Linked DNA regions of Homo sapiens: region 2 is linked to region 1. A link is a loop called in an ENCODE intact Hi-C map of the cell type or tissue named here. Cell type or tissue: GM12878. All regions are shown on one strand. Links, peaks and the distances in the headings refer to the core of each region. The heading gives the core; the rest is flanking DNA.

The links. Hi-C counts contacts between places; a loop is a spot of excess contacts. Peaks named below come from ENCODE experiments on the same cell type or tissue, not always from the same donor. Only the 100,000 strongest peaks of a DNase experiment are listed, where the experiment ranks them.
Region 2: it touches region 1 in a loop (9-fold over the local background); 2 of 110 quality-filtered maps call a loop at or near these places.

The regions. Positions count from the first base shown.
Region 1 is chr11:71,485,271-71,493,593 of GRCh38, forward strand. NADSYN1 (NAD synthetase 1) reads left to right here. Exons shown (of 21, transcript NM_018161.5): 16 at 272-378; 17 at 5,575-5,706; 18 at 6,564-6,633. Among named protein-coding and RNA genes, the nearest start is that of MIR6754, 16 kb to the left of the region's middle. RefSeq lists enhancers at 1-384, 2,672-3,442. In GM12878, for the core only: no CTCF peak of the experiment used is centred there; a DNase peak (open chromatin) is centred at 4,191; H3K27ac peaks cover 1,306 bases.
Region 2 is chr11:71,537,039-71,545,361 of GRCh38, forward strand. It overlaps KRTAP5-8 (keratin associated protein 5-8), which reads left to right and starts at 987. Exons shown (of 1, transcript NM_021046.3): 1 at 987-2,171. The coding sequence starts at 1,018. The coding sequence ends at 1,581. In GM12878, for the core only: no CTCF peak of the experiment used is centred there; DNase peaks (open chromatin) are centred at 3,173, 3,723 and 6,473; H3K4me3 peaks cover 251 bases; H3K27ac peaks cover 2,971 bases.

The DNA.
Region 1 (8,323 bases), core at 190-8,189:
TGCCACCAGTGCTCCCTCTGCCCTCCCGGGCTCTGGGTGCTCCCATCTTTGAAGGCAAGGCACCACTGAGCTTGTGTGAGCCCTGTGGAGGTGGGACCACCCCGAGAGGAAGGCCTCGGGACACTGTGGGACTCTGAGACTCTGATGTTCCCCGAACGCTAGAGAGCTCCTAAGCTATTTTAATTTTCTTGTTTTCAAGAGTTTGTGGGTGTGCGTCTCCCCCGTGTTCCTTTGCAAGGGAACCCGTTATTTCCTCTGTTGTGTTTTCCAGGCTCGAATACGGATGGTCCTCGCCTATCTGTTTGCTCAGTTGAGCCTCTGGTCTCGGGGTGTCCACGGTGGGCTCCTCGTGCTGGGATCCGCCAACGTGGATGAGAGGTGAGTGTGGCCCAGTGGCACGTGGTGGTGGGCCCCTGAACCTCTCAGGTCTCTGAAGGTGATACGCTGTGAGATTCTATCATCCTGTGCCTTTCATGGCGGGTTTGGTGCCTGGAATGACATCATTCCTCTAGAATTTCACCCAACCCGAGTGGCAGAGCGGATCAGCATCACGTTCCTGCAGGTGGCTCTGGGCGCTCACCACTTTCATCAGCCTTGTGGTTCTTCATCTCTACTGCGCCTCAAATTCATCTTCCCACCGCCCTCTGCCATGGTCAGGCTCCCCTCTTTCTTCTAGGCTGTTCCACTGTGTCTTAAGTCATTCCTTTGCAGCTAGTTTTTACCTCCAAACCAGAGTTCATTTTTTATGTGGACTGAAAATACTCCCCTTCTCATATTGCTTCCTTGTTCAACAAAACTCAGAGCCTCCCTGTTGTTTTCTGGATAAAATTCAAGCTGCCCCTCAAGTCCAGCAGTGGAGGCTGCTAGAAATTCTTTTCCAGCCTTGGTTTCCCCACTTCCCTTAGGTGAGCCTCTATCCCTCTCAGCTCGTCTGTGCTGTTCTTAGTTGCTCCTTAGGAGCTGAGGGATTTCAAAAACTATTTGTGATTTATTCATTTGTTTGTCTATGCATCCATCTATCCATCCATCAGTTGGGCCATCCATCTATCCACCCATCCATCCATCTGTCCATTCATCTATCCATCTATGTATCCACCCATCCATATATCCACTCACCTGTCCGTTCATCCACCCATCTGTCTGTCCATCCATTCATCCATCCATCCACCCATCCACCCATCTGTCTGTCCATCCACCCACCCACTCACCCACTCATCCATCCATTCATTCACCCATCTGTCTATGCATTCATCCATCCATTCATCTACCCACACATCCCTCCACCCACCTGTCCATCCATGCATTCATCCACCCACCCATCTATCCATTTATCCACCAATGTGTCTGTCCATCCACCCATCTGTCCATCTATCCACTCATCTATCCATGTATTCATTCACCATTTCATCTGTCCACCCAACCCATCCATCCACCCATCTCTCCCTTTGTCCATCCATCGACCCATCTGTCCACATTTCCTCCCTTCCATCCATCTATCCCTCCCTTTTTTCTATGGCGTGAGTGTCTTTTTTTTTTTTTTTTTTTTTTTTTTTGAGATGGAGTCTCGCTTTGTCACCCAGGCTGGAGTGCAGTGGCGCGATCTCGGCTCACTGCAAGTTCCGCCTCCCGGGTTCACGCCATTCTCCTGCCTCAGCCTCCCGAGTAGCTGGGACTACAGGCGCCCATCACCACGCCTGGCTAATTTTTTTGTATTTTTAGTAGAGACGGTGTTTCACCGTGTTAGCCAGGATGGTCTCCATCTCCTGACCTCGTGATCCGCCCACCTTGGCCTCCCAAAGAGTGTGAGTGTCTTAATCACTCTGCATCCTTGCCTGTCTGCAGATGTGTTCTCTTTTAAAACTGATTTTTTATTTTTAAGTCCTATTTTATTTTTCTAATTACAGAAATTTGAAATTAACACCTGATACTGTGTAAAAATTCTCATCCTCCTCATGCATATTTTGACCATTGCTTTTCTGGTGCCTCTGGTGCCTTTGTAAGGGACTGATTTTTCAGGAGGGGTGTGACGGCTGGTGTATATTCTCAGCTCTGGTGTAGTTGAGGAGATTGATGTTTGCTTTGGCTCTGCATTGCTTTTGTAGATGAGGAAGAATTTGATCTGTTATAAAATTGTGTTGTAAGAGTTCCCCCTCACAACTCTTGTCCATCATTTTCTAGTATTTAAAATGTTAACAAAGAAACAAGTATTTTTTTCCAGGGTGGGATTGGGTTCTGGGAGCTGGAAGGTCTCTAGATGCCATTTAGAAAATAAACAAACGGGCTGGGCACAGTGGCTCACGTCTGTAATCCCAGCACTTTGGGAGGCTGAGGCAGGCAGATCACAAGGTCAGGAGATCGAGACCATCCTGGCTAACACGGTGAAACCCTGTCTCTACTAAAAATACAAAAAATTAGCCGGGCGTGGTGGCAGGTGCCTGTAGTCCCAGCTACTTGGGAGGCTGAGGCAGGAGAATGGCATGAACCCAGGAGGCGGAGCTGGCAGTGAGCCGAGTTCGCGCCACTGCACTCCAGCCTGGGCGACAGAGCAAGACTCCGTCTCAAAAAAAAAAAAAAAAAAAAGAAAAGAAAAGAAAATAAGCAAACGTAAACGTAATCCCTCAGCTGCCCCTTTCTCACTGCGGGACAGAAGGCCCTGTGGCTGCAGACACTCCCCTCATGATGTAGTACTGAAGCCCTTCTCTCTGTTTCCCATGCTGCATCTCCCTCTGCCGCCTTCTTCTCACGGGTCACAGCCAGTCCTTCTCTTCCTCTGTGTTCTGGCAAGAATCTCAAATGTGTAGTGTTGATTTTTTTAAATTTCCCTGTAATTCTGTTGTTGAATTGCTTCTGATTCTAGTTCAGTCGCATCCCTGTCTGCTCATCAGGGGCCTGTTGGACACCTGTCCTCCCTCAGGCTTTCTTCCCGGTGGTGTGAATGAGTCAGAAACAATTCCTGTTCTCTGCAAGTGGGAGGAGACAGTGATAGCCCAGCAGATAACATGTGTATTGTAGGAAACGTCCGCCGAGAGAGCTCAAGGAGGGGAAGGGAGAGCTGGGAGTTTGTAAGCAGCTTGCCCAGGGAGGGCCCTACTGAGAAGTGGGTTTCATAAAGGCCTGCGGGAGGCGAGGGTGGGTGGAGAAGAGCCCGTGAAGCCCTGAGTCATGACTCCCCCAGGACTGAGAGCCCATCATTGTCTCCCTGAAAGGCCTGGTCTTGAGTGGGGACTGGAAGACCTGCAGAGCTGTTTTGGAAAGTGTGCGGCGTGTCGGGCAGAGGGAGGTGTGAGACGTCAGAGACAGCTGTTTCCAGAAATTTCACTTTGAAGGGGAGGGGAGGCGCAGGATAGGCGCTGCAGAGATCACTGGGAACAGGAAAAGGAGTTTGCTTTATTATTAGAGACAGGGTCTTGCTCTGTCACCCAGGCTGGAGTGCAGTGGCACCGTCACAGCTCACTGCAGCCTTGACCTCCTGGGCTCAAACAATCCTCCCACCTTAGCCTCCCAAGTAGATGGGACTGTAGGCATGCACCACCACGCCTAATTTTTTTTGTTTCCACTCTGTTGCCCAGACTGGTCTCCATTTGTTTATTTGCCTTAAGATACTGTCAAGAAAAGACCAGTAGAGAGGGAGTGGACTTGCTGGTGCAGGACAGTGGGGATGTTGCTGGTGAGGAGATGAGAGCAGGTGACCAGGCAGGAGGGTGGCTTTGCTGGGGGCCTGGCCAGCGCGCCCACAGCAGCAGGAGGGGTGGGTTCAGAGGCAGGCCCAGGAGAAGGTTCCAGAGAGAGCAGGAGGGGAGGGGAGAGTGAAGCCAGCCCTGCAGGGTTAAGTTGGGGTCAGCATGGGAATGCAGAGCTGAGAGGCTGTGTTGAAGTTAGGCTTCTAACAACATGATTTCAGCTGATGGAAGTGACCAGCCTGGGGGAAAGGTCCATGCAGAGTGCGAGAGGAGGGGACAGCTGCTGGAACTCGGTGGTCCTGTATTGAAATTTATGGCCACACTTGTTGCTGGCTTCAAAGTCTCACCAGTCCGCCAGTTCAGTCTTGATTTCACCAGAAAAAGTCTGCCTCAATTTTCCCCCTATAACCGTGCCTCCCCATCCCCATGGTCCCCACTTCCTGGCTGGAGTTTCCTTCCACCAAGATGAGGCAGCATCCTGGCCCCACGGGTCGCAGGTTGAGCTGAGCTCTGCACTGCGGGATTTCCCCAGACTGTGCTCTCTGAGTCAGCCCCGGCGGATTTCCCCAGTCCTTGGCAGTTACTGGGGATGGAAGAGAAAAAGTGCTAAGATGGAGACTGTCATCTCCCCTGGCCCATCTGGCCCGTATCCCAGCTCCTGCTGAAGGAGCTTTGGACGGGACAGGACAGGGAGCGATGGGGTGACTGGGGTAGCCCTCACTGAAGGCAGCACAGGGTCTCACCTGTCCCTCTGTTGGGACCCTGGGGGTCTTACACCCCCGACATTGCACCACAGTGAGGGTCAGGAAGGGTGAGAAGGCACGGAGGTGTGAGTTTGGGAGTGTCAAGAAATGCATCTGGTGGGATAGGCAGGGGCCAGCCTGGAAGGCCTTGCAAGGTCAAGGGCACCATTGAGGGAATTCAGACTGTGGAAGGGCTTGGCCTGGCCTGGTATGGAGGAGATGGGTGGTCAGCCAGGAGTCCCGTGGAGAACCTGGAGGCCTGCACCAGCGTTGGCAGCGGGGTGGGGTGGAGAAGGACGGCTGTAACCCAGGATCACAAAGTTTGTGCCTTCAACAACACACATTTATGGTCCCTCAGTTCTGTAGGACACAGGTCCAGTATGGGTCCCCTGGCTCAAGTGAAGGTGTGGACACAGTGGGTTCCTTCTGGAGACCCTGGAGAGAATCTGTTTCCCGCCATTTCCAGCCTCTGGAGTCCCGCCTTCTTTGGCTCACGACGCCTCCTCCGTCTTCACCACCAGCGGCCTCGCGTCTCTGCCTTTCCCCTGCAGTCAGGGCTCCCTCAACTCTCACTTTCACCCCCTTCTTTTAAGGACCCCTGTGATTGCATTTCAGGCCCACCCTGCAATCCAGCATCACTCCCACATCTCAAGTCCCCAGCTGAGTCCATCTGCAAAGTCCCTTTGGCCCTGAGAGGTGACAGAGTCACAGGTTCTGGGGATTAGGACGTGGGCACCTTAGTGAGAGATGGATTCTTCTGCCGACCACAGGCCTCAGAGTTGACAGGCAGGGGAGGGGCCCGCGGCCGCCCGGGCAGCAGAGTGTCCACGTGTGTCCAGTCCCTGCTCACTCCCGACACCCCAAGACCTCTGTCCCTCAGCTCTGTTCAGACGACTGCTCCCAGCTCCGTGCTGGTGACCCCCGAAATCTGCCTGCCATCCCCGGCGTCTCCTCTGGTGCACTCAAAGGCCCTCCTGGGTCCTCTGCAGCCTCTGCCACCTTTGCGGGTTGCTCTGGGACTTCTCCGGGATGCTTGAATATGCCACACTTCTGGCTTCAGGGCCCCTGGAAGAAGCGACTCCCTGGCTGGCCAGGGTTGATGGAGTCTGCGGCCCCTTGGGAACCCGCGCTCTTTCTCCCTCTCCCTGCAGTCTCCTGGGCTACCTGACCAAGTACGACTGCTCCAGTGCGGACATCAACCCCATAGGCGGGATCAGCAAGACGGACCTCAGGGCCTTCGTCCAGTTCTGCATCCAGCGCTTCCAGCTTCCTGCCCTGCAGAGGTGAGTGTGCTCACGGGCTGTGGCTCCACAGCCACGGGGCTCCTCTCCCAGCACGGCCCCGGCCACCCTGGCCCACACTCAGGCTCCTTCGTAGCTCCTGTTGCCTGCTGAATGGTCCTGCCCCTGAGCTGGCACTTGAGGCCTGCAACCAAGCCTCCCTTTCTTCCTGTGGTGCCTCCACAGCCCCCCGGCTCCGGCCAGATCACGGAGCTGTGGCCTCCTGCCTCCCCCGCCTGCCCTGCCTCCCTTCCCTGCCGTCCCCATGCCGATGCTTGGCAGGCCGAGGCTCGCCACATCTGAGCAGAGCGCCTGTGCTTTAGCAGTGACTGCAGATGGATCAGTGTCCGGACCTTTCTTCGGCCTTTGCCGAGGTTCCCTGCCACGGGAATGTGTTTTCTTCTTTGCTTATCCTCACTGGAGTGACTGTGCCCCCCAGGGGACATCAGGCAACGTCTGCAGACATGCTTAGCTTCGCCACACGGGGTGTGCTGGGTGTTAGCAGGTAGAGGCCAGGGGTGCTCCTCAATGTGGCGCAGTGCACAGGCCATTGACATTCCCTACAGCAGAGTCCCCTCGACCTAGGTGTGCCCGGTGCCCAGTGGACTGGCCCTTCACTGTGCCTCCATCTCTGCCTCTCCTCCTGGGGTCGTGAGGCCACACCAGTGCCCACACTCCTCAGCCCAGGATGCTCACCCCCGCTGGAAAGCCCAGCACCGCAAGCCTTGGTGACGTCCTACCCACGGTGAACGGAGTGGCCGGGACCAGCGTACTCGGGAAACTTAGTCTGGGGATTCTCTCCCAGAGCTCACACCACCCTCGCAGCTGCACTGACCGACCTCTGTGTGTTTTGGCTGCAGCATCCTGTTGGCGCCGGCCACCGCAGAGCTGGAGCCCTTGGCTGATGGACAGGTGTCCCAGACCGACGAGGTAATGGCGGTGGCTTTGCCATGATGCTTCCTGCCCTCCTCCCCACCTCCTGTGTGGTGGTGCTGGCTCTTCCTACCTCCCTCCTGACCCCAGGACAGCTGCATCGCTGTCACTGGGTCCCTGGCCTGGGTGCCCAGGGCTCAGTGTCAGTCACATCCCTGGCCTTTGACACTTCAATTCACTTCCTCATGGTTGGCGCCCCAGAAAGAGGATGACATGGTGGGAGGGGAGGGAGAGCAGATGGCGGGCGGAGGAACGCAAGTTCCTCACAGGCAGGAGGGGCATCTCTGCTCGTGTTTTAGAGCGATGTAGGAGGAGAATTGCCCTCGACTCCTCCACTGCATGCTGGCCCTTCGTGATGAGGCCCAGGCTGTGGTTGGTAGCTTAGTGGATGCTGGGGGAAGTGGCTGTGGGCTTTTTATGATAAAATCCATGACACTCCAGCCTCTTAGGTCACCAGGACTTGCTGCTATAGTTTCTTCCAAGCGTTTTCTAGTTTTCGTCCTTACATTTAGGTCTGTGATCTAGTTGAGTTACTTTTGTGTGTGGTATGAGGAAGGGCTTCAGTTTCATTCCTTTGCATGGGAATATCCAGTGGTCCCAGCACCATTTGCTGAAAGGATGATCCTTTCCCCCAGTGATGTATCTTGGCACCCTTGTTGTAAATGTAGGATTTATTTCTGGACACTCAATTCTGTTCCATAGATCTTTTCTGTTTTTCCTTATGCCGGTCCCACGCTGTCCTGATTATTATAACTCTGTAGGAAGGATTTTGGGTACTCTGAGTCTCTTGAACATCCATATGAATTTTGAGATCAGCTTGTCAATCTCTGGAGAAAAAAAAGCTTTTGCGTTTTGACGGGGACTGCATGACACTATAGATCAGTTTGGAGTTCGGGGAGTTTCGCCATCTTAATCATAAGAACTCTTCTGATCCATGAACATGGGACATGGAATGTCTTACTTATTTAAGTTGTCTCTAAATTTTTTTTTTTTTTTTTTAGACAATGTCTCACTCTGTTGCCCAGGCTGGAGTTGCAGTGGCACAATCTCAGCTCACTGCAACCTCCACCTCCCTGGCTCAAGCGATTCTCCTACCTCAGCCTCCGGAGTAGCTGGGATTATGGGTGTGCATCACCATGTCTCGCTAAGTTTTTTGTATTTGTAGTAGAGATGGGGTTCCACCATGTTGGCCAGAACATGAGGCCTCGGACTCCTGGCCTCAAGTAACCCGCCCGCCTTGGCCTCCCAAAGTGCTGGGATTACAGGAGTGAGCCACTGAGCCCGGCCTCTAATGTCTTTCAACAGTGTTTTTTCTAGTTCTCAGAATTTAAGGTTGCACTTCTTTTGCCAAATGTATTTCAAAATATTTTATTGTTTTTGATACTCTGGTGAGTGGAATTGTTTTATTAATTTCATGTGTAGATTGTTCATTGCTAGTTTATAGAGAAACACAGTTGATTTTTGCATATTGACCATATACCCTGCACCTTGTTGAGCTCATGTATTAGTGCTCAGAGCTTTTTAGTAACCTCCTTAAGATTCCGATTTACAAGGACATGCCATCGCAGCTGGAGAGAATTTCTGCCAGGCCTGATGATCCTAACCCAGGGCAGGCCCAGGCTGATGGATGTGTTTGTGTTCTAGTTTTTAACAAAAAATGTTAAAAAGCAAAATAAAAAAAAAATCA
Region 2 (8,323 bases), core at 324-8,323, 52 kb after region 1:
CAGCTACTCAGGGGGCTGAGGCAGGAGAATTGCTTGAACTCGGGAGGCAGAGGTTGTAGTGAGCCGAGATCATGCCACTGCACTCCAGCCTGGGCAACACAGTGAGATTTAGTCTCAAAAAAAAAGCATTTCACTGCATGTAAATTTTACCTCAATATAAAATTAAAATTAATCTTCGGAAAATAAAAGTACATTAGAGAGGATGGCTAATCAAAATTTTTGTAGCCTTCAAGGAGAATAAATTTGAAGCATATCTGTTGATTTGTGGAATTTTTACAAAGACTTAATTGAGGAAAACTTGAAAGCATTAGAAAGGGTCCCGTTCCTCTGTTCCCTCTGTGAGCCCAGCTTGCCTGAAGGGAACGTGGGTCTAATCCGTGTCTGGAGGAGTGAGCCGAACCACAGGAAGAAGAGGTAAGAAAGACAAAGGAGAACCAGGGCCACACTCAAATCCACGCTCTTCAAAACTGTGTTTTACAAATTTGACAAAATATTTATCCTGGAAATTTTTAAGCGGTGGAACCTATAGACAGCCTTTTCTTTCAGCTTATTTTGTTAGTTTTAATTTTATTTAATTTTTTTACAAAATGACCACCGTTGATATAAACACCAATGCCAGGGGGTGGAGGGTCTGCATCGCTGAGGAGAGCCCTGAGCGCCAAGGAAAATGGTCCACCCGCTGGCCAAGCCACCACCGTCTCCCAGGCTCCCGGGACACCTGCTGGAGAGGGAGCCCAGTGTCTTCTAACAAAGGGAAACACCTATGAGGAAGAGGCCAAATTTAGAAACCAAGGAAAGGAGAGCTTGGCTGGAGCTGATGGCGGCTCATGGGATTGTGAAGAGATTAAAAATAACACTCGTGCATGTGAAATAGCAGAAACAACAACAGAAGTATTCATGTGTTCAGTATAAACACCTGGGCAGGGATATAAAGGGCCCAGGCTCAGGGAGTTCCACACCTGCACACCTCCCTCTCACCTGCTCCTCTACCTGCTCCACCCTCAACCCACCAGAACCATGGGCTGCTGTGGCTGCTCTGGAGGCTGTGGCTCCGGCTGTGGGGGCTGCGGCTCTGGCTGTGGGGGATGTGGCTCTAGCTGCTGTGTGCCCATCTGCTGCTGCAAGCCCGTGTGCTGCTGTGTGCCAGCCTGTTCCTGCTCCAGCTGTGGCTCCTGTGGGGGCTCCAAGGGGGGCCGTGGCTCCTGTGGGGGCTCCAAGGGGGACTGTGGCTCCTGTGGGGGCTCCAAGGGAGGCTGTGGTTCTTGTGGCTGCTCCCAGTGCAGCTGCTATAAGCCCTGCTGTTGCTCCTCAGGCTGTGGGTCATCCTGCTGCCAGTCCAGCTGCTGCAAACCCTGCTGTTCCCAGTCCAGCTGTTGTAAGCCCTGCAGCTGCTCTTCAGGCTGTGGGTCATCCTGCTGCCAGTCCAGCTGCTGCAAGCCCTGCTGTTCCCAGTCCAGCTGCTGTAAGCCCTGCTGCTGCTCTTCAGGCTGTGGGTCATCCTGCTGCCAGTCCAGCTGCTGCAAGCCCTGCTGTTCCCAGTCCAGCTGCTGTGTCCCAATTTGCTGCCAGTGCAAGATCTGAGGCTCTGCCTACAAATCTCAGCTGGTCCCACAGATCTGGGCTCTCCAGGAATGACTGTAGCTGTGTCCTGAATTCCTGAAGCACATCTCTGAGTCTGTCCTCCTCTGGACTAAGGCAGCCTAGCGTCCAGGGCTCAGTACTCAGCTGCTCAGCCTCTGAGGTCATGAGGGCTTCTGGCATGCTGGGTGCTGCCCATCAACCCTCCCAGAATCCCCTCTTCCTTTCCTGACCTCATCACTTCAACCTTCTCAGGGCTTCAAGATCCCACATCCCTGGGCCCCTCCTGTGAGCCTGCTGGAAACACACTGAAACTGGAATCCTCCGACCTGCTGCCGCCTCTCCCCGGTCCCTGCAACCTCCTGGCTCCTCCACCCTTCATCTTCATCCTGCCTGAGCTGCCACAGCTCCGATTGTTTTTGGAGTTGACCTAGAGGACTCAGAATTATTAGAGACCCCAGGATCCTCTCCTGAGGAGGAGGGGCGCCCAGTCTCCTCTTCTACCTCTGACCTGGCCTTGTTTCTTTCCCCAGGGCTTCGCCTTGTAAGTGCCTAGGCTGAATCTTCTAAATAAATACGATCCACACCTCCCACGAGTTTGCGTTGTGATTCTTTTGTTTCAACTTCTGTGTGATTAGATAAATGTACAATTTTCACAGAGTCGCACTCCCAGGCATTTGGGAACCCCCCGTTCCCTGCTGTGTGAGTTTGCTAGGGCTGCCCCACAAACCATGTGGCTTATGCAACGGGAGTGGATCGTCTCACAGTTTGGAGGCCAGAATCTGCCATCGAGGTGCCTCAGGGCCGGGTCCTCCTGAGACCTCCCTCCGTGGCTTACTGATGCCGCCATCCCTATATCCTCATGTGCTTGTCCCTCTGTGTGTGTCTGCGTCCTCATCTCTTTGTATAAGGACACAGATTAGATTAGGGCCTACCCTACTCCATTATGTCCACGTTTTAACTAATCACCCCTGTAAAGATCTATCTCCAAATAAGGTGCCATTCTGAGATACTGCAGTGAGGACTCCAACGTATGTACCAGGGGGCACAACTCAGCCGTGGTATCCACTTGGCTTGGGGCATCACCATCTTTCCCATCTTCCAGGATACAGAATTGGGAGGCCCCTTGGGCTTCTCTCCCCTACAAGTCGCCAAATCCCACAGCATCTCCTGGAAGACATCCTAAGACACCTCCTTCCTGCCTTCTTGTGACACCTCCCTACCTAGACCTCTGCTTCAGGCCCCCAACTGTCCCTTCCCTGCTGCCTCTGTCAGCTCGGGCTGCCAGAACAAAACCCACAGAGTAAGCCTGGAAGACGGAACAACAGACACCATTTCTCCCAGTTCCGGAGGCTGGAGGGCCTAGACCAAAGTCCGGCATGTTCGACTCATGGGGAGGGAAGGCAGGAGCTGGCGGAGGAGGAGGTGGGCTGCAAGGCTGGAGCCCCCAGACCCAGGCGTCTGTAACAGCAGAGCACGGGAGGCTGCTCGGGAAGCCACCTTCTCACAGGATGGCAGGCCGTGAGTGTCTGATGGAACTGTGACAAGAAAGTGAAAACTCAACAACACGGAATTTTTAGAATGTGCTTCTGAGTTTCTGTTTTAGTAAGTAAGGTTGACTAGACACTATTCACAACCTGGAACTTCTCAAAGGACATGGTGAAACCCCGTCTCCACTAAAAATACAAAAATGAGCCGGGCATGGTGGTGGGCGCCTGTATCCCAGCTACTCAGGAGGCTGAGGCAGGAGAATCGCTTGAAACCGGGAAGCAGAGGGTGCAGTGAGCCCAGACTGCACCACTGCACTCCAGCCTGGGTGACAGAATGAGATTCCATCTCTAAATAAATAAATAAAGTTTTAAAGTGCTGTATTTAAAACATATATTTTTTAAGTCACTGAGCTGTTGAAAAAATAAAATAATCCTCAGAGCCAACAAGCAAGAGAGAGCTGGACCCACAGAGGAAGGTGAAAGTCAAAAACGGCCTCCACCCTGTGGCTGGACCAGAAAGAGGCCCTCTCTGTTTTCTTCCACCTGTGGTATTGCTTCTGTTGTCAGCATGAATCTGAGAAAAACGTAGTTTCTCTACACTCTCACACAGAACACTCTCATTCCTGATGTGCGGGTTTTCCCCACACTACTCAATTTTCTGCCTCTTTCCACACTGACCAATTCTCTGACACCAGCTGGGTGTCCTGCAATTCACTCCCATCTTGAAACAGAGTTCATTTCAGATCCCACAGGCGAAGGGCTCAGTCCCACAAGACTGTCCCCACTTCAGAGGCTGACATGGTTTTCCTCTGTCCCCACCCAAATCTCATCTTGAACTGTAGCTCTCACAATTCCCCTGTGTTGTGGGAGGGACCCAGTGGGAGGTAATTGAATCACGGGGGTGGGTGTTTCCTGTGCTGTTCTCATGATAGTGAATAAGTCTCACGAGATCTGATGATTTTATGAATGGGAGTTTCCCTGCACAAGTTCTCTTATCTTGTCTGCCACCATGTGAGATGTGCCTTTCACCTTCCACCATGATTGTGAGGCCTCCCCAGCCAGGTAGAACTGTGAGTCCATTAAACTTCTTTCTTTTGTAAATTGCCCAGTCTCAGGTATGTCTTTATCGGCAGTGTGAAAATGGACTAATACAGATGCCAATCACGAGTCCAGCCTCCCAAGCTTCTAACCGATGGGCTATAAATCAGGGTTTACACTGATACCTGAAATGAGTGGCTGAGGCAAAGCTCTCTGTCCATCAAGGTTTACTAAGCCTGCTTTAAGGCGCACCTGAGAAAAATGCAAGATGCAGGCACATCTGTGGCTGTTTTCCCAGAGAGATTTTTGGGAAGTTTGGTATTTATACATTTCCTTAAAGGGGGGCAGGCAGGTAGGAAGAGGCAGGTAAGCATTAGGCAAATGATTGCATTCCTGTGAGACTTTAGTTAGTGCCCAGTAAATCTACATTTTACATGAGGTAAGGTGAACGTTTGAAGAGAAAAAGGGACTAAAGGAAGAGTCGGTTGTGCAGACCTCTCTGGGTAGATGGAGGAGGGACTGGTGTCATCTTGTTTTTGTTCTGCTTCTGGGAAGATAAACTCATAATCTATATGATCAGTGTGGAATGGAACACTTTCGTTTTAGGAGCTGGACTTGGATTGCAGGCCTGAAGTCACAACGGGCACATCCTTGTTGATGGCAGGACGCACTTCTTGAGAGGTTTTGCAACCAGCATAGCGCATATTTATGAGTGATTTGTGGAGGAAGTGTCCTGAGACACCTGAAGCCTTTGCCGTTTCCTGGGCCTGGCAAGCGAAACACACAGCAACACAGGCTGTGGAGGAACAGTGCTGCTTTTGCGAGAGGGCTTGGGGTTCTGAGATTTTTATTTTTCTTTACTCAACACCACCCTCCTTGGGTTTGATAATCTGCTAGAACAGCACCCAGAACACAGGGAAACACTAGCTTATGTTTACTGGTTTATTATAGAGGATGAGACACAGACGAACCCCTAGGTGAAGAGGCACCAAGGGTGAGGTCCAGGATGGTCCTGAGTGTGGGAGCTTTGTCCCGTGGAGCCGGAGTCATCGCTCTCCCGGCGGGGGGATGTGTGCACCAACTGGAAGCTGATGGGATCTCACTATTCAGTTTTGCAGAGCTCTCACCTGCAGCCCTCCCTGTCCTGGAGCTGAGTTCCCAGGCTCTTCTCACTGGGTCTTTCTGACCACCAGTCTCATCCTGAGGCCATCTAGGGGCCCCACCCTAAGTCACCTCATTAACATAAACACAAGTGTGATCTAAGGGAGCTTATTAGGAATAACAAAAAACAAACAAACCAACACATAATTAAAAAACCCAAGAAAACAATATCCCTCAGAGAAATTGCAAGGGCTTGAGGAGCTCTGTGCCGGGAGCCAAGAAGGAAGGTCAAGACCGTCTCTTCTCACACAGTGAAAGCTCCAGGTCAGTGTGCTTTGCGCATGTCCATGAGTCCTTTCCATCATTTGGTTCTGTGCAACTGCTGCAGGAGGAAGCTATTACGAATCAGGGAAGAAAACAGCCGAGCTTTTAAAAAGGCTTTGAGACTGGGCGCAGTGGTTCACACCTGTAATCCCAGCACTTTGGGAGGCTGAGGTGGGTGGGTCATGAGGTCAGGAGTTCGAGGCTAGCCTGGCCAATATGGCAAAACCCTGTGTCTACTAAAAATACAAAAATTAATTGGGCTTGGTGGCACATGCCTGTAATCCCAGCTACTCAGGAGGCTGAGGCAGGAGGATCACTTGAACCGGGAGGCAGAGGTTGCAGTGAGCTGAGATGGCACCACTGCACTCCAGCCTAGGCAATAGAGCGAGACTCCATCTCAAAAAATAAAAAAAGGCTTTGAAAGGCCCAATGTGGATGGGTACGAGCATGTAAATCCCCAGAGGTCCCTGCCTTGGTGAGTCACTAACAGCCTGCCAGCTCTATTTCCCCACGGCTCCTGAGAAAGACTGCATACATCGGGTAAGAGAGGCATCAGGGCCGCTGCAGGAGTGGGATGGAGAGGAGAGCCAGGCCACCCTGAGAGCGAGGCCACAGCAGCTGCAGGTGGAGGAGGGCCAGGGAGCCCAGGGTCGTCTGGAGGACAGACACAGGGGCTGCTGACGTCTGAGGAAGGCAGGAGAATGGACAGACGCCCTGTAAGCAAGATCCCAGATCTGCTCCAGAGAAGGGTCCCTTCCTGACCTCTAGCACTTGAGCCGGTAGAACTTAATCTAGCTAACGAAGCCATGAGCCTGGAACTGCCCAAGGGGGTTCACCTTGCCCGCTGCCTGGACAGAGCTGATTCATCAAGACAGGGGAACTGCAATAGAGAAAGAGTCATTCACACAGAGCTGGCTGTGCCTGAGACCGGAGTTTTATTATTACTCAGATCAGTCTCCCTGAGCATTTGGGGAGCAGAGTTTTTAAGGGCAACTTGGTGGGTGGGGAGAAGCCAGTGATCCAGGAGTGCTGATTGGTCAGGGATGAAATCACAAGGAGTCGAAGCCATCTTCTTGCACTGAGTCAGTTCCTGGGTGGGGGCCACAAGATCAGATGAGCCAGTTTATTGATCTGGGTGGTGCTACCTGATCCATCAAGTGCAGGGAGGGTCAGAATCTTGTAAATGACCTCTGGCTACATGACTCCTAAACTGTAATTTCTAATCTTGTGGCTAATGTTAGTCTAGTCCCCAGGCAAGAAGGTGGTCTGCTTTGGGAAAGGGTTGTTACTGTCTTTGTTTAAACTATAAACTACCAACTAAATTTCTCCCAAAGTTAGTTCAGCCAACACCCAGGAATGAACAAGGACAGCTTGGAGATTAGAAGCAAGGTGGAGTGGGCTAAGTTAGATCTCTCACTGTCTCAGTCATAACTTTGCAAAGGCGGTTTCAAGCCCAGCTGCCAACCAGAGGAACTCACTCAACACGTGAGCAGCAGGCAGAAGCAAGAGCCTTCCCCTGAGAAATAGGAAGGAAATCCTAGCCTCGCCCCCGCAACCACTGACTGAACGGGACCCCTCTTGGCCAAGGGGGTGTCGACAAAAAGTGTCAAACTCTGTAAAATATTTTAAAAGATTCTGAGCCGAACATGACTGACAAATGGCCCGTGACACAGCCCTCAGGAGGTCCTGAGAGCAGGTGCCCAAGAGGTTTGGGGTGCAGCTTGGTTTTATATATTTTAGGGAGACATGAGACTTTAATCAAATACATTTAAGAAATACTAAGGCCTAAACTCTGTTGTTGTTTTTTTTAATCTTGCTCAAATTCCTATCTAAGGGGTCTGCGCATGCCCTACAAATCATAAACTCTCAACAGACAGGTTTTGTTTAGCCCTAAATATTGTGACTTACTTTCCAACCCGACTCTGGCATAACATTATGAGACAAGGAAGAAAATCAAAATACTTTACCCCAAAACATGTTTCTTTGCTGTATTTTGAAATGGCCCTGCAGAGCGTCCTTTGTGGGGGAAAATTTGGATCTGCAAAGAATCTCTATTAACATAGCTAGATCTTTTTCTTCCAGACCCTCCCAGTCCTAAAGAGATTAACTAAGGTCTGAATAGGAAACATTTGTCATCTATTGTCTCTAAGGGCAGCCACTATCAGACTTCAAAAGAACTTTGGTCTCCACAATCTTTATCTTAACTTGAACTTTCCCTTCCTATCCATCCCAGGTCTTTAGACAAACTCAACCAACCGTGAACCAGAAAATGTTTAAATTTACCTATAGCCTGGAACCCCCTCACCCCCCATCCCCCACCACCCGCTTTGAGTTGTCCCGCCTTTCTGGACCAAACCAATGTAATTTTGAAATGTATTTGATTGATGTCTCCTGCCTCCCTAAAATGTGTAAAACCAAGCTGTACCATGACCACCTTGGGCCCATGTTCTCAGGACCTCCTGAGGGTTGTGTCTCAGGCCATGGTCACTCATATTGGGCCCAGAATAAATCTCTCTTCAAATATTTTACAGAGTTTGACTCTTTTTGTCGACATTACATTGGTTTGGTCCAGAAAAGTGGGACAACTTGAAGGGTGGGGAGTGCTTCCAGGCTATAGGTAGATGTAAAAATTTTCCGGTTGACAGTTGGTTGAGCTTGTCTAAAGACCTGGGATCAACAGAAAGGAATGTCTGGGTTAGGATAAAGGATCATGGAGACCCAGGTTGTTATTTGCAGAGGAAGCCTTTAGGTAGCAGGCTTCAGAGAGAAGAGGTTGTGAGACGTTTGTTATC